Regions from separate parts of the Homo sapiens genome. Here all the other regions are linked to region 1. A link is an interaction called in ENCODE POLR2A ChIA-PET data of the cell type or tissue named here. Cell type or tissue: A673. All regions are shown on one strand.

Region 1 (8,000 bases):
TCTGCCTGTTTCTCGCTCCCCATGGGCAAAAGAGGAATTCAGCCCATGTCGCGGGGATTGCCCAGAGAAAATCAAGCTGAGAATGTATTTTAAGAGGATGATGTTGAGAGAAGAAAACCATAAGATGACACTAAGAACCAGGCGTCAGGCGCTCGACAAGGACTGTACAAGACAGCCACTGGCCAACAGAGATCATGGCAGAGCTTGCAGAGTAGCTGGCCTTTGGCTTAACAAAGGCAGGCTGATCTCTTCCCCCAAATCTGGACTCACGTGCCGAGTCAGAAAGAGAAACAACACTGGGACTTCACTTATATAGGGGGGAAGGGTGGGAGGGTGCAGAGCAGGCCAGCTACCCAAATCTCTAGACGCCTTGCAACAATTCGCAACGGAACTGTTCTGAGCCCTGTTTCATCTCACTCACTCTACACGTTTTCACTTTCATTGCATTTTTGCAACTCCTTTGGACCAATCCAGAGATACAGCCACAGGAGAGAGAGAGGCACCCTGGGAGCAAACGGTGGTGTTGGGGTGACAGAGAGAGAGAAATCCCCACAGCAATTCCAAATAAAAGTCGTCCCCACTTAGTAACGCATCGGAAGAAGGGCCTGGAGGGAAGACAGGAGAGGAGAGGGTGCAGCAAGCCAAGGCCCTCAGTTGAGAGCAAAGGCGGTGCGAGGTCCCCCACACTCCTTACCCAGGGAGCCGCCGGGGTGCCCCTGATGCTGATATGTCCACAAGCTGCCAACCCAGAGGGCCCAGAGCACATACCAGCTGGAGGATGAGTGGAAAGAAGGAGGAGAAAAGTCCATATTTATCTGTTTTTATAACCTCGGCCTGGTCTTATTTTTTCTATTAAGTACAATAAAATGGGTGAGCTTGCAGTGAACACCACACAAAGCAATGTTCAGTGAGGTCTAGAAGCGTTCGGCCGAGGAAAACTGACAAGACAGGCTAATGAACCGTACAGACAGGGAGAAAATAGCCAGCATTTGCTAGATTTCAAACTCTCGCTGTCTTTCTTAGACCACCTATCTTGGATTTATTCCTAATAAAATAAGAAATAAGCAGACCCTACACTTGTCTTTTCTTGAAGATAGAAGGGGGAAAAATGCTCCGGAACAAAGCCCCTACAATCAGAGGCGGTCACTGGCAGTTAACACTCCCATTATTATAGAGGGTAAATAAAATAAAGACAAAAATTAAAAGCGACAAGAAACAGGTCAAGTTTGCTAGCAAAGCTTTTACAAGCTCATCTCTTCAGGTCGAATCCCAGAGCCAGCCTTAATGAAGCAATAATAGCCACATTATTCAAAAATTTTCATTTCGATGGAAATGTATCTAAAAGGGACTTAATCATATGCAAATAATAAAAGGAGGTGGTAGTGACCCAGCAAGCAATATGCATACAGATTTTTTTTTTTCCCAGGGATGTTGAAATTGAAAAGCGCATACCTGGTCAGTTAGATTTGCTGATCTTGTTATATCTTCACTGTCTGATTTTGATCCTCCTTCTCTATCGTCTATCACCAAATCGATAGGCATTTTCCCTTTCAAACAGCTAATATACCGGTGGCAGAAATTGTCACATAATTCGTGTACCTACATTATGACAGAAATAAAAAAATGGGAATATAATCAGGAGTGCATAAATGACATTGACAAGTGCAATCCACCCCCCTTGTGAGATCCAAACTTCCAAATAGGGGAAACACAGGGCAATTGTCCTCCAGAGACCCCCAGACGCATCCAGAATTAGGAATAACTTTCTTTTCTTGCAAAATAGAGATATCCCAGAAAATTGACAGTGACAAGATGATTCACAGGCTACAACATATTCAACACCCGTGTTAAATTCATCTGCTCCTGGGGCTGTGGTCATTAGAGAGGTGACCTGCGTAGGTGACATTTAAGGTAAACTATTTAATTTCATCCAGTGACTTTATCATAAATCCCTTTCTAATGTGTCTAAGAAAAAAATGTATACGTGTGTATATATGCACATATATATTCTCCAAAGAACCTGTACTGTGGTGGCATAGGATAAATGCCTGACAACCCAAGTCCTTATTATATTTGTAATGAAGGTTTTTATCTCTAAGGGGTATATTTTAGAAAACTTTCTTTGAAAAAAAAATGGAAGGAAATCAAGTTGCCAGTACTCCTGATATGGGAAAACATACAGCCACACAAAAACATATCAAATTGATTTTTTTTTTTTTTTTTTTTTTTTACAAAAAGGAGAAGGAATGCCTCAAAATATTTAAGTGTAAGTGCAGAGGTTTCCTAGAGGTCCCAGGCATCACTGACATGCAAAAATTCACAAGAAACCCCAGTGTGCTTGCAATTTAATGTTAGTTTGAATTACAATGCATTAAGTTTTTATTGCTGAGATTTATAGAACAGCTAGCAAAATCATGTTATCCCACACCCTTTCTTGAGTGTGAAGGTGGAGTGTGTGCAGGATTCACAGATTCAAGAAATTGACACAACTATCAACTCTGCTTTGTCTCTGCAAAACGTTTAATGTGCCTCCCCACCACCTCCTCCAGACTCCTTCCCGCTCCTCCTCCTTCTCCCCTTCTGCCTCTCCCCTGTGTCTGATCTGCCCTTGCTCTCAAGACTGTCTTCCAGAAACTCACTACAACTGAATAAAACTTTTTTCTCCCTCAGAGGTAGCAAAGAAGAGAAGGAAGAGGATGAGAAGAGACAACAGAGGTATGAACTTGTGAAACAACCTCAGAGCAGCATTCGAAACATCAGCTGGGATGCACAGAATTGCAACTATTTACACAAAGCCAGCAAGTTATTAAGAATGAACACAAGGCTAGGGCGTTTGTGATCCCAGTTTTAGTGGCTGAAATTGTAATTAAACTGCGAAGAGAAATGGACGCTAAGATTGGCCTTGACACTAATTACCAGAAAGAAAGACATTTATGCAAATGTATCAGAAGGCTGAACTTCAGCCATTCGGAACCCTCCCCCCTGTGTGTTTGGGGGTAAGGGGTAAGTAAAAGGAAAAGAGGCTAGAGAAATTACCTTCTCTAATTCCAATAGATGAAACCTTAATACTTGTATGGCTTGAATCATCTGCAAAGATACAAAAACAATAAGCACCCCATTCCTGGCTTGCAGAAAACTGGCTGCCACAGCTCTACCATCTCCAGCCCACCCCCTCCCACCAGTAAATAGAGTTATTTTGATTTATGGCAATAACACTAAAACTTAATAGCAGCAACTGGGTACCATCTAGAGGTTTATATTTCTTAAGAAAAAAAAAACTAGCTAAAACAACAACACAGCATCTAAGTGAGGATCATAAACACTCTCCTCCCCCATGGCTCTCCCCTTTCTCAGTCCCACTGGCCCCACCCCACCCCAAAAGGGCCACAACACTGGACTACATGTGTCCTTGGAAGGAGTGGACAGAAAAATATTCCAAATGGCCCTCAAACTGTGGCTTTTCCCATTGCAAAGTTTCTGCTGCCTTCCTTACACCTTTCAGGCAAACTGGTTGTTTGGGGGCTCTTGTCCGGTGGCTGCCCTCGTGATGGGACTTAGAGGGCTAGGAAGTCCGCAAAGTTTAAGCACACATGCTGACAGGCCGGGAGATAAATCCCCGCGCTGATTAGAGCTGCGCAGCCCGGCTGTCATAAAAAACAAAAGCTCGCGTTTCCCCGCGCTGGCTCGCCCGGCCCCTCTCGAGATGAATTTATTTCCCCGGGATCTTGTCCCGGACCAGTTGTCCGTGTACAGAAACATTTGCAGCCAACCTGCAGGCACGGGAAGACCGGTCTAGAAATCTCAGGGCTCTCAAAGCAAAGCTGAGGGCGTTGGAGGTGGGAGGTAGGGGGTCGGGGGCGGGGGAGGGAAATAGGGGTCCGCTCTTACCAAGTTATCCAGTTCTGGATTAGAAGAAAATAGAGGTTTTTCTGCGCGAATCTAAATACAAGTGAGAAGGAGAGGGGAGAGGGAGGGGAGAGAAAAAAGAAAGAAAAATTTGAAATCTGGTCGCCTTCCTAGTTTCTTGCCTCATTACACTGTCGGGGGCAGGAAGTAACCCTCCGGGAGGGACCCGGTGACACCGAGTTCGTCCCGCGCAGAAACATTTCAGTGTGAATTAAATAAGCTGAAAACAAGCCCAGAGCTCAATCTTACTTCTACTAGCAACTACGGCTCTCGGGGAGGCTGCTCAGACCGCCGAGTCCACAGCAGCTACAACCGTGGTGTTCTTGATTTTATTCTGCAGAGTGAGCTCTCCACGTTTGCTTTCTGGAGGGTGAGTGGGGATGCAGATGGGTGATTTTAAGTTATCTGCAAACAGACACTCAGACAGAGAGAAAATCTGAGGTTGGAGGTAACATGCATGGCTTAAGGCCGACTACGTGCTGGCTACTTTTGAAAGTGTGCCGTGTGTGTGTGTGTGTGTGTGTGTTCGCGCGCGCGCGCGCGCGTGTGTGTTGGCGAAGGGGGGGCTCTCTTTTTGTTTCTTTTACTTTTTAACATCTATTTTGCTGACCTGTTTGGCGAACACGGCTATATCTTCATTGAATGACTCTGACGAGCAGACGTCCCCGCCCGCCACCCCCGGCTCGCGGGGGGTACAAGTAGCTAATTCACATTTCTCAAAAATCAGTGCTAAGAGAGGGAAGAGGGGGTGTCTGCAAGAAAATACAACAGTCACAAACAACATAATGGTTAGTCCCCAGTCAATGGAAAAAGGTGCCCAAGAAAAACAGCTGGAGGAGCAAGAGGAACAGACCCCCTCTCCGATTGTGTCATCTACTTTTTTCCTTTTCCTCCCCCTCCCCCAGACCCAGGTGACCGCTCACCTCCCCTTCCTCCTGGAGCCCTGAAGTCGGAGGCCCTGAGCCATGGACGGTATCTGAGGATCGGTTTAGCGTATCTGGCCGGAGAAATTGGCAACATTTGCTACGAATAAAACCCAAGCGTTTCCAGCAGCCATTTTGAATTAAGTTTCCCACCCGACAAGCCCTCGTCCCCTCCACTGCACATCCAGGATCCGGTGGAGGAGAAAGGCGCCGGGCGGAGAGTTGGGGAGGGCTGGTTCCTGCGGGTTCCTCCTAGGCGGCCGCGCGAAGCCCAGGCTCGGGGGATCTCGGTGGCAGGCGCTCAGCTAACTTGGGGAAAGGACGTCCATGGCCGTGGGGCCGACTGTCAACGGGCTGCACCTAGGGATCCCAACCCCAAGGCCCTCGGAGAGCCGGGAGGCTCCTCCTCAGCTCCACGCACATTCCCCTCCCTTCGCTGATAGCCCCCACCGCCCCCCAAAGAAAGTTCCTTCAAATGTTCCTGCAGTAGAGCCTTTCATTTTGTCTCTGCGAAGTGGCAAAGCAGCTAGTATTGCGAGGGGCCTAGATGTCGCTTGTCTCAGCCCATAAAAAAGAAAAAAAAAAAAAAAAGAAGAAGAAGAAGAAAGAAAGAAAAGCTTCTTCTAATGCCCAAGGAGGTATCTCAAGTCTTTTATTAGCTCTCACAGCTCAGCTGGGAATTTAACAGTTTGGGGTCCTTTACAAAGCTTCCCCAAATGTTCTGTCCCAGAGCCTAAACCACTTGTAGTTAACTCTGCGGACAGAACGGTGGGAATTAAACAAGCCCATCGCACAAGGGATCAGAAAATAAAATAAAAAGATTATATATATTTTTTTTTCCAGCGAGGGAGGGTCAGTGTGTCCTGATTTTTTAAAAATAAATAAATAGAAATAAAAGTTTCTGCAAAGTAAAAAGAGGTTCCCAAATTCATCGGCACACAGTAGGCACAAGTGAGTTTCAAAGGATTCTACTAGCCCAGGGTCTAATCGAATGGCGGAGGAGAAAGCAGTATAAACCGCAGCCAGAAAACAACCTCCGAGGAAGAGCACCCCGAATTTACTTATTTCTAAATCCTGCAGGTTTCGCCTTTGAGCACAAAGTGCTAAAACATCTAGAAGTTTCTTAATGTGTGTAACAATTCAGAGCAAGCTCCTCTCCTTGACTTCAGTGGTCAAACTCCCTAAATGCAAAACATGTTCCCCCTTGCTTGACCTGCAACTGTCCTGCTTTGGTTTTATTGTGCAGTGGCAGAGCCAGCATAAGGCTGCTGAGTAAACTCAGCAAGTCAGAACAATCAGTGGCTTAAAAGAGATTTTCCCTTAAACTAAAAGTTTCGTTACAACACAAAGGCGCCTGCATTTAGAAACCCCTAACGCTCTCGGGCGAAATCGAGCGAGGGAGGACTCCAGCCCGCTGAAGGAGTCTGAGAGGGGACAAGGGCCCTTTAGCCAGCTTCTTCTCATCTGGGACCCCCTTGCGGGCACTGCCATGGTGGAGCAGGGCACTGGATGTGCACAGAGTGTGTATGGGGATGTAGGGCTTCAGGGATGGCAGGCCACCTCCCCAAATTATCCATGAAATGTGAATGAAAAGTCACCAAAGATGTACCTCCAATCCAGAGAACTCTGACTTTCCTCTTACCAAGGGCACAGAGAAAGAGGGAAGCGTTGAGTCTCAACTACTTAACCTGCTGCCCATTGTACCTACCCATAAATGGCATCTTTATCTCTCTTTAAAGCGTCATTGACAGAGGAGCCCATGCTGGGGGCCATGGCGTTGGTATGAGCTGTGTGCGGGTACTGATGCGAGTGCAGAGGAGGCCCGTGGTTCAGGTGGTGGACCGGCTGCATGGACCTGGCTGCATGCGGGTCCCCATACATCGTGGAGGGGATGCCTACTCCATCCATGCCCCCGTAATGGGGTAGATCGTCGTACTGCATGACAAACAGGAGAGAAAGAAGGTTCAGGAGGCCAGGCGGGCAAATGGGAGAACGGCAAGGCACCGAGCTTATATAAGGTCAATACAGCTGGGTCCTTCCACCCGGAATTCGGTGGCCTTGCATCTATAAAGCTGAGTTTTTCTTATTTTAAAATTAAAGCTTTAAGTAAAAAATACAGAATTCTCAGCGAGACTCGTCTGGGATGAATGATCTTGCCCTAACTTGTGTCCCTATCAACTAGTTTAGAAATTCAGGCTCCTTTGGCAAGAAGGAAAGAAGAAAGAAAGAGAGAAAGAGAAGCATTCTCCCGAGGGTAGAAGGTGAAACGGGCATGTCTCTGGAGGAAGAAATTCAAAATCACAATAATAAAACGTGCCAGGACACTGCAGCAAACCCGCCTAGTTTCACAGCCCCTTCACATCAGGGGGAATTAAAAAAAAAAAAAAAAGTTACGATGGGAACAGCTACGCAAAGCACGTGAATTTAGACAGGCTTCTCATTTTATTTCCCTGCCAGCGTGAGGTTAGGCAGTCCTACAAGACACTGCATTTCTTTTGCTTTCCAAGACAAACTCTGCTAAATTATACAAAACTAACTGACCCCTTATAAGTGAAACTCAAAGGAGGGTAGCTTTTCCTGAACATCAGAGCTGAATTTAGAATTGGGCAATTCCCCACCCCCAAAGTTAAAGAAAATCTATAGTTGAAGCAGCTAATATTCTATTTTCTTATTTACTCTTATGAACTTTGTTTCCAGACTAGAAGTCAAGGAGGCAAATGTTACTCACCAGGTTTAAAGCAAATTCAAAAGCAAATGCACAACTTTCCATCTTCCTCTTCCAGAAAAAAAAAAAAAAAACTACTTTCATATTGATTGTCATTATTTTGTGTGTGTGAAATTTAGCTATTTAGGTTTTTCTAATTGGTTCATTCCAGGCAGTTATTTTCCCAAGATTTGGAGGCGCTGAGAGTGAAATGATTTTCAAAGAAAGGAGGAATTGCCACTTTCATCTCCTTAAAGCCAGAGGTGTGAAAAGAGTTTGGAAGAACGCTGACATTTGCCTGAACCAAAGGAGTAAAGAAAACTGTGTCAGCCTAGTAACTTTCTTTTGCAAACAGGGCTTTGAGGGCCAGGACACAAATTATGCAAGGAAGGCTTTTTGTAGACCCCCTTTCTTTTAAGAAACTACCTCAGTTGGGTTGTCATTGTCTCACTTTACTCTCACTGCAT
Region 2 (8,000 bases), 570 kb before region 1:
AGCACTTCTAGGCTGCATGCTCTAACTCTGAGGGCCTGGTATCAGTCCCCTTGCTTTATTCTCTGTCCCCTTGAGGTTAGGAACCTGCTGCACTGGAGTGGCCTGGTCCAGTTCCTGGTCCACTTGCCACAACACTCCAATGGGTGGTGTCATCCAAAGTGCTTTGTCATGGCTGTAGCTGCAAGATTCTTACTTGCTGATGCATGCCAGAAGCTGCAGTAGCATAATGGGATGCATGTATTTTGCTGGGGTGGGGCACTGGCAGCCGCAGGTTAGCAGTGATTCTCACCAGTTTTCCCAGCACTCTGTAATTTCAGTGTAGAGATGAATCTATCTTGGTTTCTCATTTCTTGTTCTAGCTGGAGAGTATTCTGGTATTTTTCAGTGTCAGAAACTGGATCCCCCAGAACAAAATCATGTTTCTTGGTAGTAACCTGGCTTGACCTTCCCTCTCATGGTGACTACAAGGGGAGCACGCATACCCATGCATATAGCAATGTATATATCCACCTACCTGCCTTACAGGGCATCTGGGAGAGCCACGATTTTCTTAAATTTGTGTGTGTGTGTGTGTGTGTGTGTGTGTGTGTGTGTCTACAAGTAACAATCATGAAGTATAATACCAATTCCTACTATTAATGTATAAATCTAGATACTAGTTAAGAAGTGGTAAAATTGAAATATCAATATTATCAACTTGCATGAAAAAGATAAAATACTCTACAACTTTTGATAATGATAATTTATCATAAGCAACCATGTAAGTATTTAAACATGATATACAAAAATTTTAATTTAATTTCTAAATATAAGTGTATTTAAGAACCCTAAAAATTTAAGTTGCTACTGCCACAGTAGACTGAAATTTCTAAAACTAAAATTAATAAAGTACTTCCAAATAATTACAATAAGTCATGAAATGTTGTCAAATTTGGCGTTATTATTGGTAGTGTATAAATTATGCAAAACTCTTGATTATAGTGATTATCAGTGATTTTGCTTAAATACAGATGATATATATTTTATGAAAAATATGTGATAATTTATGAATTATTTGTCTTAAGGTTATTACTTATCCAACAGCACTGGTCCATCAATAGAATACTCAGATATGTGCAATATAATTGAATGAATGATTCTTTTATATTTTGCCAAATTTCAATGTTATAAAAATTTAGCTTTAAATTTTTCTAATTTGTTGTTATAAATGAACATATATCAAGGTTTGAGAATGAGATATATTTATTTAACAGATTGGCAATTGGATTTAGATCCTTTGAATATTTACTCATAAGGCATATGGTCCTCCATTTGTACTCTGGCCCCAAGTCCGGGCAGATATTATGTACTGACCTGATGCTAGTTTCTTCACAGTTTAAGTCCTTTATCCAGCCCCTCCATTTTCCTTGCCATTCTTCATGTGGGAAACATTGACAAAGTCAACAAATCTGTTGATCTACCTGTATGGAGCTTCTCTCTCTTTTTAGCAAATTTAGACCCTGAACAAACTCCTTTGCTTTCTCTGTGGTTTTAGCCTCCCACTCTCTTTTGTATAAAATCCTACATGGAGAATTCAGTCCTCTTCATCATCTCTGAGATTCTTCATCCCCCTTGAAGGCACTTGACATGTTTTCATTTCCCATGCATACTATCTCCTGCCATGATGGGAATATAGACAGGTCCATGCATGGAGAAAAAGGATGGGGGTGTGATGGTGGAGCTTCTTTTTCTTTCCCATCAATGAATACATACCATTTTTGTTGTGCTGGAATAAGCACCGAATTTGGAGCCAGAATCCATATTAAATGGGTTCAAGCACTAGTTTTATTCTACTTGCTATTGCCCCTAGAAAGATATGTTGTCTTGGGCTTTTCGTTTGCAAAGTGAAGAGGGACAGAGAGGGAAATGGATGGTGATATGGTCTGGCTCTGTGTTCCCACTCAAATTTCATGTCAAATTGTAATCCCCATGTGTTAGTAGAGGGGCCTGGTGGGAGGTGCTTGGACATGGAGGTGGATTTCCCCCATGCTATTCTCATGATAGTGAGTGAATTCTCATGAGAACTGATGGTTTAAAAGTGTAGCAGTTCCTCACCTCACTCTCTCTCCTGCCACCATGAGGAGAAGGTGCTTGCTTTCCCTTCGCTTTCCACCATGGTTGTAAGTTTCCTGAGGCCTCTCCAACCATGTTTTCTGTTAAGCCTGTGGAACTGTGAGTCAATTAAACCTCTTTTCTTCATTAATTACCCAGTGTGAGGTAGTTCTTTATAGCAGCGTGAGAACAAAATAATACAGATAGTTTCTTCCTAACCCAAACCTTATTATGGAATAATAGGTGAATTCTCCACCTCTGCCAGGAAGGAATTAAGAGGGAGAGAAAATGAACCTCAACCACTACCACTGAAAAAGTGGTGCAGTAAAAATAGGCATTTGGGAGACACTGAGCTGGAAGATCTACAATTCTAGCTCCTAAGATCACCATGTTCACTCCTATAACGTGTAGGCATGGCAAGATAGTGGCATCTCAGCAGATTAAATTATTTTCAAAAATAATGGGCTTCTTTTATAGGCTACAGATTTACTATAAAATAATTTGAGCTATTTTCCTCTTTGGCTCCCCAAGGAGATAAATAAGAATTTGTTTTCTGGATATTTGGGATTTTTCTCCAAGGAACAGTTAGGCTATTGTATTCAAGGTCAATCATCAGTTAAATAAATTTAAAAAAACTATTTTGCTAAAGTAGCAACATATTCTGCACTCTTGGAATGTGACTGAACTCTATAATACAGTGTAAGTGGCACTATGCCAATTTCACAGGTAGCCTGGGCTAGTTTGGTCTGGCTTCCCACTTCCTGTCTGCCCCACAGTTTTGTCAAAGGCACAGCTTACAGAGAGAGAAAGGCCAATGTCCAAAATGGAAAAAAAAGAGAGAGAGAGAGTTCTTCAGCAGGAATGTACCTAAAGCTTGTCACTTAATGATAATTAGACTTGGGTAGGAGGAATGAAAGGAAGATTCATTATCAGACAGCTGTTTTTTTTTTTTCACTAGAATTTGGTTTAGAGGAGAAATGTGAACTGTCATAACTAATATCAACCATGCTGGTATCTCTTTCAAATACATAAATACCAAAACTGAGGGCAGAAACCCCAGGATAGAAAGCTACATGCCATGCCATTTGGGATTATTTCCTTTTTATTTGTAAGAGATCAAACATGATTAATATCTGCCCTAACTCAAAAGGAAACATTGTTAGCTTAAAGAAAAGCTCTTCTAATTCTCCTCATCTTACCTGAACTGAACACCTTCTCTGATGGACATTGATACCCTCCAAATAACATTTCTTTGGAAAGTGCACCATCTTTTCTCATAGCTAAAAAGTGTATGAAATATGGCATAAGTGGAAAAACAGTATATCCTTTAAGATGATGACAACGTTAGGTTTATGTTAGGGCCTCACACTCTTGCCTCAGGGGAAGAAACGGAAGAGAGAGATGATAATGAGAAATTTATCTGATTCTACTGAGGCCTTGCCTAAAAATTCAATTCTTCAGATTTTTAATATGTGCTCACTTTTGTCCTTCAGATATTGGAAGGTACTCAATATTGTATGAACATTCTCTGGTGGTTCGTGAAATCATGGTGACTTGGGTCTGGGCCCAATCTCAATTCATTTGCAAGGTAAGCATCAATGTTGCCAGTATTGCACTTCATCGGGAAAATGTTCTCTCACTTCTGTTATTATCATGCCTACGTATTCTTTATGAACTAGAAAAATTTATTTTATCATTCCCCTCCCAATACATACACATGCACATGCACACACATAGAGTCAACTCTCGTAGGTTTTGTGGGATATATAAAAAGCTGTATGTGAAAGCAAGAATCTTTTTTTTTTTTTTTGAGATGGAGTCTCGGTCTGTCACCCAGGCTGTAGTGCAGTGGCGCGATCTCGGCTCACTGCAAGCTTCGCCTCCAGGGTTCATGCCATTCTCCTGCCTCAGCCTCCCAAGTAGCTGTGACTGCAAGTGCCTGCCCCCACGCCTGGCTAATTTTTTGTATTTTTAGTAGAGACGGGGTTTCACCATGTTAGCCAGGATGGTCTCAATCTCCTGACCTCGTGATCCACCCGCCTCCTGACCTCATGATCCACCCGCCTTGGCCTCCCAAAGTGCTGGGATTACAGGCATGAGCCACCACGCCTGGCCAAAAGCAAGAATCTTTAGAAAGAAATATCCTACAGGGTATGAATGCAAACAGCAATATGATACAGTATTGAAAATAGGTGCAAAAATAAGTAACTCCCTTTGCCCTATCTTTGTGCAGGTGTCATATCAATCTTGCATAGTGATTTATACTAGTTGTGTCTAATTGACTCCCACCATTTACCATCAAAGCTAGGCTGCAATAGCTTAAATCTGTTCAATTGAGTCAATTGCTCAATTTGAATAAGCCATACCCTTTGCTCTGGGGGTAAGTATATAACATGTTCACTTTTAAAGAAATGGACTGGCAATTTCTAGAGAAGTATTATTTATCTAAAAGTAATAAAAACTCTTAAATATATGAGGAAGTTATTTACATAGAAGCTATTTTATAATACATTATACCACACTCTATGGAATGCAGACTCTGGAAACAGACTGGCTGTGTTTACATCCCGTATCTTACCAACTGTGTAACCTTGGGCAAGATACTTAGCCTCTCAGTGTCTTTGTTATTTTGAAAGTGGACAATAATGACAGTACTAACCACATGGGAATGTTATGTGGTTAAAATGATTAATAAATGTTAAGTAATTAGAACTGTGTCTGGTATATAGGAAGTTCTATGGAAGTTTTTTTAACATAAAAATTGTATCTTCCTTATAGGATTAGATACTGTAATGGTTAATACTGAGTGTCAACTTGGTTGGATTGAAGGATGCAAACTATTGATCCTGGGTGTGTCTGTGAGGATGTTGTGAAAGGAGATTAACATTTGAGTCAGTGGGCTGGGAAAGGCAGACACAACCTTAATCTGGGTGGACACCACCTAATCAGCTGCCAGCGTGGCCAGAATATAAAGCAGGCAGAAAAACATGACAAGACTAGACTGGCTTAGCCTCCCAGCATACATGCTTCTCCTATGCTGGATGCTTCCTGCCTTTGAACATCGAAATCCAGGTTCTTCAGCTTTGGGACTCAGACTGGCTTCCTTGCCCTTCAGCTTGCAGACAGTCTACTGTGAGACCTTGTGATCATGTGAGTTAATACCCCTTAATAAACTTCATATACATATATACACACATATATATGTGTGTGTATATATACTATATTGCATATATATACACACACACATATGTACACACTTATATATGTGTGTGTGTGTATATATATATATATCTTATTAGTTCTGTTTCTCTAGAGAACACTGACTAAGACAGATAAGTAAACTCTTCTAAAGCACTAAGATAGTACCTGGCATGTAAGTAATTACTACATGCATTCCCTAGTATTACACAGATTGGAAATTATTTACATTTTCCATTAACCACTCACTACATTGGTGCTGATAAAGGGATATAACAATTGGATAAAGACAAAAAGTAGCCTTTATTTAGCACCAGCTATGTGTCAGTCACCCCATTAGCTATGAGCATTAAATTGTCTCTGCCAATTTTCACTAAAACCAAATAAAGTACAACTGCCACAGTTTTACATAAAAGGTGATAAAACCCAGGAAGGTGAAGCAAGAGACAAACCATAAAAACATGAAGCAAATGAGTCCTGGAGAACTCAGACTTGCCAGACACCAAAATCCAAGCTCGTTCCGCTAGATTTCATAGTTTGTGTTTTCAAGGAGCTAACAACTTAGTGAGTAGATAAATACACATAAATAATTATGGGCATACCAGGCATTGACAAACATCTAAACAAAGATATAAGCAGTATGTGAACACAGCAAAGGGAGACACATCAGATTGGAGAGGATAGAGGAAGCGCTTTAGAAAAAGGATGACATTTGTTCTCAATGCCAGAGAAAAGTATTCCTTCAATAACAATGATCACTGGCTGCAGAACATGTTTTGCATTGGGTAAGATATTCAACGAAGAGCAGGGTGCAGTGGTAAATGTGGGCAAATGAGTGAACACTGAACCTGGAGTAAAGGGTGGATGGACTGGAACAGGGTAAAGGAAAAAGACTAGGAGAAAAAGTGGAGGGCATTGTGAAAAACATCCGCAAAATCTCATGCCTTGGGACTCTTAAAACCTTGGAGAACCATGCTGAACACAAACCTTGTGTGCTTTCTCAGACTTAACTGCCTGTTTATCTACAAAGGTTACATGTGCCTCTTGGGCAACTATGCCCATGCTATCTTTGCATAGCTCCCCAGCAGCTGTAGTCTGAATTGAAATCACAGAAATGAAGAAACTTGCCTCCCTCATGCCAAGCCCTCTCAGTGCTAAGGTATCTCTCCACTTTCTAACCTGGAAAAAACACCCTATAGAGAGGCTTGGGGTCTGATTGCAGGCACAGCTGCCAAGAGGTTGAAGGATGCAACCTTGGGGAGTTAGCTCGGCATGGAGTAAACTTGGATCAATGAACAAAAAGAGGTTGCAGGGTGCGAGGAAGGTGAGTTCCCTTTCATTTCTTCCTTCTTTGGGCTATTCTGAGGTGCAGTTTCTGCTGAGTGCCTAGCACACACATGTGCTGAGCGACCTGCTATGTCCCATTGCAGTTCACTGTGTAGCAAATGCCAGCTAGATGGCTCAGAGCATCACACTGCTTTGCATCTACCCTTGCTTTGCATCTACCCTTGCTTTGTTTCTCTTTTTTTTTTTCCTACCTTACAACGGGCTTCTCCCTCTCAAATTAAAAACTAAACAAAACAAAAACAGAACTTTAATCCTGCCTCAGGCTCTGCTTCCTAGCGGACTAGAACTAAGGGAAGAACAATGTGTTTCCCTATTTATCTGTACACTTGTCTATCCCTAATTTTCCAGCACTTCTTACCAATCCTTTAAAAATCCTGAAAAGTTTCATAAAGAGAGTGAATTAAACCATGCATGGTGATGCATACCTGCAATCCAGCTACTCAGGAGACTGAGGAGAGAGGGTCACTTGAGCCCAGGAGTTCAAGGCTGCAGTGAGCTAGGATCACAACATTGCACTCCAGCCTAGGCAATAAAATGGTGAGATCTCATGTCTAAAAATAAAATACAATAAAATACAATAAAAAATAATAAATAAAAGAGAGAAAAAATTAAAATTCAACACTATAGGTCAAACCACAGTTATATGGAGATGTCATACATTATTTTATTGGAAACTCTGATTAATGACATAGAATTCACATCTTAAGATGCTAGTGCCATTCTCAAACACCATAGTTAAACACTCTCTTAAGAGTTTTCTTAGTGCTTCTAGTAGTTGCCTTCTGGATAATGCAAACAGATTTACCCGTATTCACTCATTTATTTATTTATCAATAATTGACTAAATTTTTAGCTCTAGTAACTATCCTAAGTATTGAGATAGAGAGGGGTGTGTGTGTGTGCATGCTTGGTCATATAACATTCCTAGGAATTTTACAATCAGACGTCAATTAAAAATAACATATCACATTCAGAATCCACACATAATACCATGTAGTATCAATATTCTGATTACAAACTTGGCTTGTACTTTTGCTCTAAGAGTGGCAAAAGGAGACACCAGTGACACTGCAGTTATAGTTCTACCTTTGTAATACCAATATTGTCAACTAAAAGGGAAAGATTTCTATCACTTAAGTGGTAGTTAAAGCACATATATTAAGTTATCATTTTAGTTTTGTATTAGCCAGTGAGTTTGAACTTATGCAGAGTCTTTTTTGATGTATACATTTAAAGGTTTTGTTTCTATTTACCCCCTTTTAGCAAAGTAAAACTCAATCCCATTGCCTTGCCTCTCTTTATTGTCACTGTGTCTTTTCTGGAATTGATAAAATCAGATTATCTGCTTTATTTTTTCTCGGTAT
Region 3 (8,000 bases), 650 kb after region 1:
ACCACTGGTCACCTTCAAAAGCATAACCGTGACCTGCCCATGGGCTCCTTCCCCAGGCTTCTACCATACGCAGATCAAAGCCAAACAAATAAGCGAGTACGTTATTCTTTCCCTACTAGCAACCCTGTTTTTTGTACACTCACGTATTTTCTTTCCTTGTCTTTTTAAATGCACCTATGATGCTAGATTCTGTGAAACCTCACTCTGTTTAAACTAAACGGAACTGTAGTTGTGCTTTCATATTATTTAATAATTACCATAGGATTCAGGTTATTTTTAACCGAAGGGTTATTTCTAACCATCAGATTTTTTCCACATTGATGAGGCATTCAAGGCGCCTGTCTGATTCTATCTGAACCAGTGTGATGGTAGCAAGATAAATACCATTATGCCTCCCCTGTCTCCCACCCACACACCTTCAGAAACTAGCCTTCTGTTGTGGGGTGGGTGTAACGCTGCCTGGAATCCTCTTCCCTCCTCCTCCACCCCTTTCCTCCACCCCTTTCCTCCACCCCTTGCTCACTTCCTTCATGTCCGTGTTCAAATGTTACTTGAGCAGCCAGGCCTTTCCTGACAATCCAAGAAAAAAGAGCAACTTTCATCCCTGCATCAGCACCCTGGCCTCCCTACACAAAATGATGATGTGGCAGCCACAATACCTTGCTGATTGGGATACAGTAGATGAATGATTATTAGCACTGGCTGCTCACTGGATTCACCTGGGGAGCTTTGACGTCACTGTCTAGGCCCCACCCACTGAGATCCTAATTCACCTGGTCTGCTTGAATTAGGCTGCTAGCATGAGCATATTAAATCTCCCCGAGATCAGAGGGGAGAAGCTTGAATGCTGTGAGTCAAACAGACTCAGCCAGGCCTGAGGGGTCATTTGATAGGGATGGTTTATTTTGAGTATCCACATAATCAGATAGGTCAATTATTTCCCCAATCATCACTAGATTGAGGAATACGTTATTTTTTAAAATTTCATTTTAAGTTCTGGGAAACCTGTGCAGGACGTGCAGGTTTGTTACACAGGTAAACGTGTGCCATAGTGGTTTGCTGCACCTATCAACCCATCACCTAGGTATTAAGCCCAGCATGCATTAGCTATTTATCCTGATGCTCTCCTTCCTTCCCCGACCCCCGACAGGCCCCAGTGTGTGTTGTTCCCCTCCCTGTGTCCATGTGTTCTCATTGGAAGAGGTTATTCTCACTTCACTTTGTTTTCCACAGACTCAAATGTCAGAACTCGCTGGTAGGAAGAATGTATCTTAATTCCTGGCTCCCAGCCTGTCTTCCCAATGGCCACTAAATGGTAATGACATCTAGCCAATGAGTATTTCCCTTTGGCCCAATGATGTTACAACTGCTTAAAGAAATTGAGGCAAGGTATAAAAAATATGACCTTCAACCCTCAGATGCCTTGTCAAGAAGGTAAAATACAGAGAAGAAAAGTTATTCAATTTCTGGGTAAGTTTGGGTCTTCGAAGTGCCACCTTCTCTTAACGGTTAGGTCCTTATTCTCTCCCCATTGGCCCAAACTCTGATTCTCCCCACTCCTTCCTTTAGCACAGCTGAAGTGAGATTTGACACAGAAAGCCAGCCTTTGCTGGAGGCAGAGCCCCAGGTACTTGTTTTTCCACTGGAGAGAGGATTTTCAGAGTGGCCCAGTCAGCAGCATCCCTCTCCAAATGGGCATTGACCTGACCTCAGTGTGGCTCCTTTTCCACACTGCTTGCAGGAGAGTCACTGCAAGTTGCTGGGCCAGTGGCTTCCCCCATTCCCCATTTTCTGAGCTTGACTTTGAACCAAAGTTGAACAAACCTCCGAACCTCAGAGGGGAAACCCAGAATACACAGCCAGATTTTTCTAACCCCTACTTGAAGTCATCAGACCCCCAGCGTATGCCTGAACTCAGCCAATGCTTGTTCAGCGACCAGCCTCAGCCTTGCTAAAAAATTCATAAACCACAGAACAGCTGGGCCACAGTCTGCTTTCAGAGCAAAGCCTCCACTATCAGGTTTTCATCTGGGCACTACTGAAGAACTGAGTATTTATTCCTGACAGAGACTTGAAAGAGGAAATCTTACTGGCTGTCTACTCAGAGTCACACAAGGACAGACTTGATGGGAATCCCATGCATATTCCAATGAGATAAAAGATATTATTCATTCCTAAAATGTCTTCAGAGACTCCATTAATGGAGAAATTCCAAGTGACAGATATAACCCAAAAAAATCCCCTCATATCTGCATACAATTGCATTAGAATGAATCAGGGGAAAGGATGCTTAATATTTAGGCCCTCCCTAAAATCATGTTTCTTTCCTTTACATCGCAAAAGATAAGAACTGCCTGGAGAAAGTGACAGAGGGGGAAAGAGATCCCCTGGAAAACATGTGGGACCAGTTAGACACTCCTTTTCCCCAACGGGAGACATTTCCTTAGGAGTTTGCCATATTTAGACAATTTCTATGGAGACTTGTTCTGCCAAGAATTTCCTCAGTCATGACAAGCTTGGTAAATATGACCTTGCTAACACAGTGAAACTCCATCTCTACTAAAAAATACAAAACATTAGCCGGGCGTGGTGGTGGGTGCCTGTAGTCCCAGCTGGGAGGCTGAGGCAGGAGAATGGCATGAACCTGGGAGGTGAGCTTGCAGTGAGCCGAGATCGCACCACTGCACTCCAGCCTGGGTGACAGAGCGAGACTCCGTCTCAAAAAAAAAAAAAAAAAAAAATTACCTTGCTATTATGCCATCAAGGTTCTAGGCATGGATGATCTTTCTAAATAGGCATTTTAAAAATTTATCCTTTCTTCAAAGACTATGTCTTAAGGAAGAAGGAGGAGAAACTAAATCTCTGAAAGCTTGTGCCCAATCAAATGGGGAGCCCAAAGCAAGATTCTTAGATTCAGGAAAACCAATTTTCTGATACGAGGGTTTGGTTTTGGGTTTTTTTTTTAACAAGGAAAGGTAATTTTCTTGCAGTTCACCAATCACAACTCTCTGATAACTAGCATATTATTATTGCACTACATTGGTAGTGCACTGGTAGTGCAACAATAATTACTGCCCATGATGGTGATCTTCAAGCCCTACAAGACTCTTTTTAGTTGTAACAATAAGATAATGTACTGTGCTTTTGATTGTTCTCAGACTTTGAAAACAAATAAAGCAATAATATGCAAAGCGATTCTAAGTTAATTGTCTTAATTCCATTCTACGTATATGCTAAGTAATGTGCCCAACTCAACAAATATTGGATGAATGGAAGGAAGGAAGGAAGGAAGGAAGGAAGGAAGGAAGGAAGGAAGGAAGGAAGGAAGGAAATTTTATTACAGCATAGAGATACCCTACCTGCCGTAGATAAACTGGCTCAGGGGAAAGCTGGTTAATTCAGGATCAGAAATTCCATTTTCATAATTCTAGTAACCCACATAAATTTATTGCTTATTTTCACAATCTATAGAAAGTCCCTAACAAAAATAAAAGGTGAAACAAGCAGAGTACAAGCTTTCAATTAGACCAACACTAGTCTGTGTGCCATAGACAATGCTTTACATTTGCGTCAGAACTTTATGTTTCAAATCACCTTCACAAACACTACTCTGGGTTCTCACAACAACCCTGTGAGACAAATGTGACAGGTAAATCATTACTATTTTCCAATAAGGTAGCAGAAGCCAAAAGAAATTAAATGCCTTGCTCCAGTCACACGGCTAGTTTGAGACAGGATCAGAATTAGATCTAGGAATCTTTTCATCCCAGTGGACTTCTCCAGACTGAGGGAGTTCTTCTGTTCACTGGAGAGTATGTCCTCTGTCCAGGAATAGAAGCAGGGGTTGAGCACAAGCTGAGGAGTCCACAGAACACTAGGCACACACAAAGTCAACCAATTTTCCAGAGTTAGGATACCATGATCTTGCTTATCCCTCCGCACACCATTGTTCTTACTCTTTTCCTTCTGGTTCTCCCTCATCCTTCACCACATCCTCTCCTCCTGTCAAATTCTTCCACAAGGTGTTCCCAGTTACCCTAGTCCAGGCACTTCTTCCTCTTTTAGCTCTTACAGTGGTACTTCTTGTGGCATCTGTTACATAGAACCTTGTCACATCTCTCACAGAGATATCTTTAATTTCAGTTGACATCTTGAGTTGTCATTTTACCTCATTGTGGGTATGCCCACAAGTGAACTGTACCTCCTCCAGGACAAGGAGGACATGTAGAGGACATCCACTGTTTCCAGCATACAACTCATGACTTCCATCTTGATTAGCATCCAAGTCCCCTTGTTCTGATTATTGCACCCCTGGTGAGGATCACTCCTCTCCACTCTCAGTCCCTATGACTTGGGGGTACCCAAAACCTTCTTCATATGCCAGAAATGGACACAGGATCCAACTCATGATCTTCCTGTACCAGAGATGGACACATGATCCAACCAAACAATGAGACTCAATTCTGAGGTCTTTGATGGAAGTGGAAAAGAGAACCTTGCTTTCTCCTGAGACTGCAAACAGGGATGAAGATTTAGGCCCAAGGGTGCTGAAAGCCTCATGTAGAGCCAAGCTCTGAATCCAGCACAGCACCGGAGAAAGCAGAAAAAAGAGATGAGCAATTACAAGGTCTGGATGAGAACACTTGAGTGTCTGGATCCAGCCATATCTAACCCCTGGACTTATGTGGATACATGAACCATATATTTCCTTTTTTTGTTTAAGTCGGTTAGAACTGGGTTTCAGCTGGGGTACCCTCATTTCTTTATAGGAAGGTCTTTGGAGGGCAATCTAATTTGGGGAGAGACTATGGGACTTTCTTAGAACTGAATATGAATAGCAAGCTTGTTGATTACAGATCAATAAACATAGGAAAGTTTGGGGGATTGGGGGGCTTTGTTTTATTGTGTTTTGTTTTTTGTAGAGAGGAGGTCTTGCTATGTTGCCCAGGCTGGTCTTGAACTCCTGAGCTCAAGCAATCCTCCCACCTCAGCCTCCCAAAATGCTGGGATAACAGGTGTGAGCCACCATACCCAGCCAAGAAAATTCTTAAAATGCTTTTATTCACAGTTTACAGAAGATTCAGAAAAATTTCACTGTCCATAGCAAATGGAAAGAATAATAATTACATAAAATTATATTAATATACTAGTCATGAAAAGCATTATTATTACTATCACTGTTCATCAATTCTTAGATGCACATTATTCTCACATTTTCATAATCCCTAAAATCAGAGTGTATCACGTAATCAATACGTTTTTATAATCTGTGGGCTTGAAATGAAGTCGAATTCTTCCAGAAAGGATTCTGCATTTGTTTCTGCCAAACTTACTTAAGCCCACTGGAAATTGATTTCTCTGCTTGAGAATTATTGGACCCCACCAATGGTGTAAATTCAGACTTTAGACCTGTGTGACTACAGGTTGGCAGGTTGAGTGTCCCTTTTCCAAAATGCTTGGGACCAGGAGTGTTTTGCTTTGCAGATTTTTTCAGATTCTGGAATATTTGTACATACATAATGAGATCTCTTGGGAGTGGGACTCAAATCTAAACATAAAATTCATTTCCTATACACCTTAGACACACAGTGTGAAGGTAATTTTCTGCATTATTTTTAATAGTTTTGTACACAAAACAGTTTTGATAACATTTTGACTGGAGCCTATTGTGTGACGTCCGGTGTAGAATTTGCCTCGTGTGGTATCATGTTGGAGCTCAAGAAGTTTTGGATTTTGGAGAATTTAGGATTTTGAATTTTCAGATTAAGGATGCTCCATCTGTATTAGATTATGGCTCAGATTCTCACAGAGACTTGTATTTTCTTCCCTCTGCAGAGGCCCAAGGCTGAGACATGCAAGTTTCCTTGCTGGCCCTGCTGGAGAATTTTCCTTACCCCTTTCACCGAGTGCGTAGCTCTTTGGTGTCCTGCCTATGAAGAGGTCTCCTATTAGACCTCCCATCTTAGATATTTTTTCTTTATGCAAGTGGTACATAAAATAACAGTTTTTTTTAACAATAGAGGGCATCTTAACGTTGATAAAACATTGTATTGTTTTTAATATTAGAATTGGTTTTGGGAAACAATGGAGATTATGAAGTTGAAGAGATAGAATCCTACTGAATTACCTCTTGATGCTGCCAAAAGTTCCCTTTCACTAGGGAGCAAAAAGTCTAGACTAACAGCAAACTGTGTTGTAAAAATCTTTCTAAACATCATTGAATCTAGAATAAGGCCAGAAACATAGTAATTGCTCAATAAAGGTTTCATTTCTGAATTAACTAAAGAATAACTAATTAGAACTTGATGAACCTAAAGGCAACCAAAGGGGCAGAGGAAATGTGCACCAGGGCAGCTCTTGAGCTGAATGTCTTCTAAGCACAAGCCCAAGATGTAGTCCCTGTTGAGAGGGGCTCTCTTTTCAAAAGTGCCCAATTAAATATCTCTCCATATTGTGTGTCACCACCGGGAACACAAGTGCCCACATGTCTAGAGGCACTAGATGATGCAATTAAAATGGTTTTCTGCCATTTCATTTTAACATTACTGGATACTTAGGTAGATTCTCAACTGCCCACCTTGCTAATAGTGGTTCCAGTACCAAATAAGTATTTCTTTTTATTCAGTTAAGCATCCAGAAATGCCACAAAATTACTTGCCAGCATTATAGAAAACGATTCCAGAGAAGGTTGAACAAGATGCAACCTTTCACCCTCTAACTCTATTACCACTGGGGTGAAACCTTCGTTACATCCAGATTTATAACCCTTCTCGTTACATAGTGCCTAGTGGTTCTGCAAGCACGAAGCCTGCATTTGTTGCCACAAAGAAAACATTTGCTCAGTGAATTCTCTTGGTCTTTATCTCCTCTCTCTTGAGAATTGTTAGAAAATAGAGCATTGACTCCCGGTCTCTCTCTTTCTCTCTTTCCCCTTAGAGCCTCTTGCTGTATAACAAGATTGTTAAAGACAAATTGCTAACCATCCCTCTTACACACACACCTCATTAAATTGGTTGCACAATTTTCTTTCTTTCTCCAGGGTTGCCGTAGGAATATAGCCATTTATAATAACTGCCACCGTTGAATGTAACTGCTGGGCTCCGGTGAGAGTGCGTATATACTCTTGTTTTGCAAAAGGCTTTCTTTCAGGTACAAGTAATTTAGTTCTGTTTCCTTAGATGAATGATTGGCACATTAGGAGACCTGAGGTCACCTGGGGTTCATGTCAGTTTTTAATGAATTCCTTGAAATGCTGGGAACTACACAAGAGACTTCTGAATGGGCATATCTTATAGGCGATTTGTCATTATCATCATCATCTTCAGCATTATTGAAAAGCTAATGTTAAAGGACAAGAGTAAGCCTCCCTCACCACCTCAGCTCACTCAATGACAATACCAAGTTTCCAAAAAAATTAATGAAAATCCAGGGAGGAAGCACATATGTCCGGCAGGGCACTTGCTCACATGTCAAGAGGCCTGGAGCGAGACTTTTTCTATGCCTCTCCTGTGTTATGGCCTTTGAGCCTCAGTTTCCCAATGTATGAAATGGAAATAAAAATATCTTCCAATCTATATAACAGGAATTCTAAAACCATTCCAAGGGTTGCTTTGCATGAAAGTGTTTTGGAATGTACAAAGCGGCAAGCACTTGGAAGGTATCATGATTGACATACTAATGGGCTCACACAATTTGGCAAATAGCCTCCTCTATGTGACTTGAAGGGGCTTAGGAATCAGAAACAAAAAGAACAGGAAGAGAAGGAATTCTGGTAGCAACACACTTGCTGGGATTCCTGGGGGCTCCAGAACCCAGTTCTGAACACCGTAGCCCATAGCATTTAGCGCCCTCTGCAGAGTCAGAGCCCAGTAAATTAAATACACCAGGTCATCCACCAAGCAACTTACCCGGAAGCCCATGAAACAGAAAACAGTCGCTGCAGATTGTGAGAGGGAATTATCACCAAACCAAAACAAGGTAAATGCCCGGACCCCGCCTAA

Evidence for each region. ChIA-PET counts read pairs that join two places held together with the same protein. Peaks named below come from ENCODE experiments on the same cell type or tissue, not always from the same donor. Only the 100,000 strongest peaks of a DNase experiment are listed, where the experiment ranks them.
Region 2: POLR2A ChIA-PET joins it to region 1 with 5 read pairs; 2 of 35 experiments call an interaction of 5 or more read pairs at or near these places.
Region 3: POLR2A ChIA-PET joins it to region 1 with 5 read pairs; 1 of 35 experiments calls an interaction of 5 or more read pairs at or near these places.

What each region holds. Positions count from the first base shown.
Region 1 is chr2:66,436,501-66,444,500 of GRCh38, reverse strand. MEIS1 (Meis homeobox 1) reads right to left here. Exons shown (of 13, transcript NM_002398.3): 2 at 6,538-6,764; 3 at 4,517-4,658; 4 at 3,889-3,939; 5 at 3,037-3,087; 6 at 1,453-1,599. MEIS1-AS2 (MEIS1 antisense RNA 2) reads left to right here and starts at 4,171. Exons shown (of 2, transcript NR_046625.1): 1 at 4,171-4,276; 2 at 4,812-5,414. RefSeq lists a silencer at 550-844 and enhancers at 419-2,061, 3,861-5,060. In A673, no CTCF peak of the experiment used is centred here; DNase peaks (open chromatin) are centred at 4,080, 5,020, 6,220, 6,710 and 2 weaker places; H3K4me3 peaks cover 5,481 bases; H3K27ac peaks cover 6,125 bases.
Region 2 is chr2:67,010,702-67,018,701 of GRCh38, reverse strand. It overlaps LOC105374785 (a long non-coding RNA gene), which reads left to right and starts at 3,589. Exons shown (of 3, transcript XR_940210.3): 1 at 3,589-3,679. In A673, no CTCF peak of the experiment used is centred here; no DNase peak of the experiment used is centred here.
Region 3 is chr2:65,790,580-65,798,579 of GRCh38, reverse strand. The region is part of intron 1 of LINC02934 (long intergenic non-protein coding RNA 2934); the gene reads right to left. Among named protein-coding and RNA genes, the nearest start is that of LINC02934, 4.5 kb to the right of the region's middle. In A673, a CTCF peak has its summit at 7,830 (motif pointing left); DNase peaks (open chromatin) are centred at 2,089, 3,369 and 7,739; H3K27ac peaks cover 7,370 bases.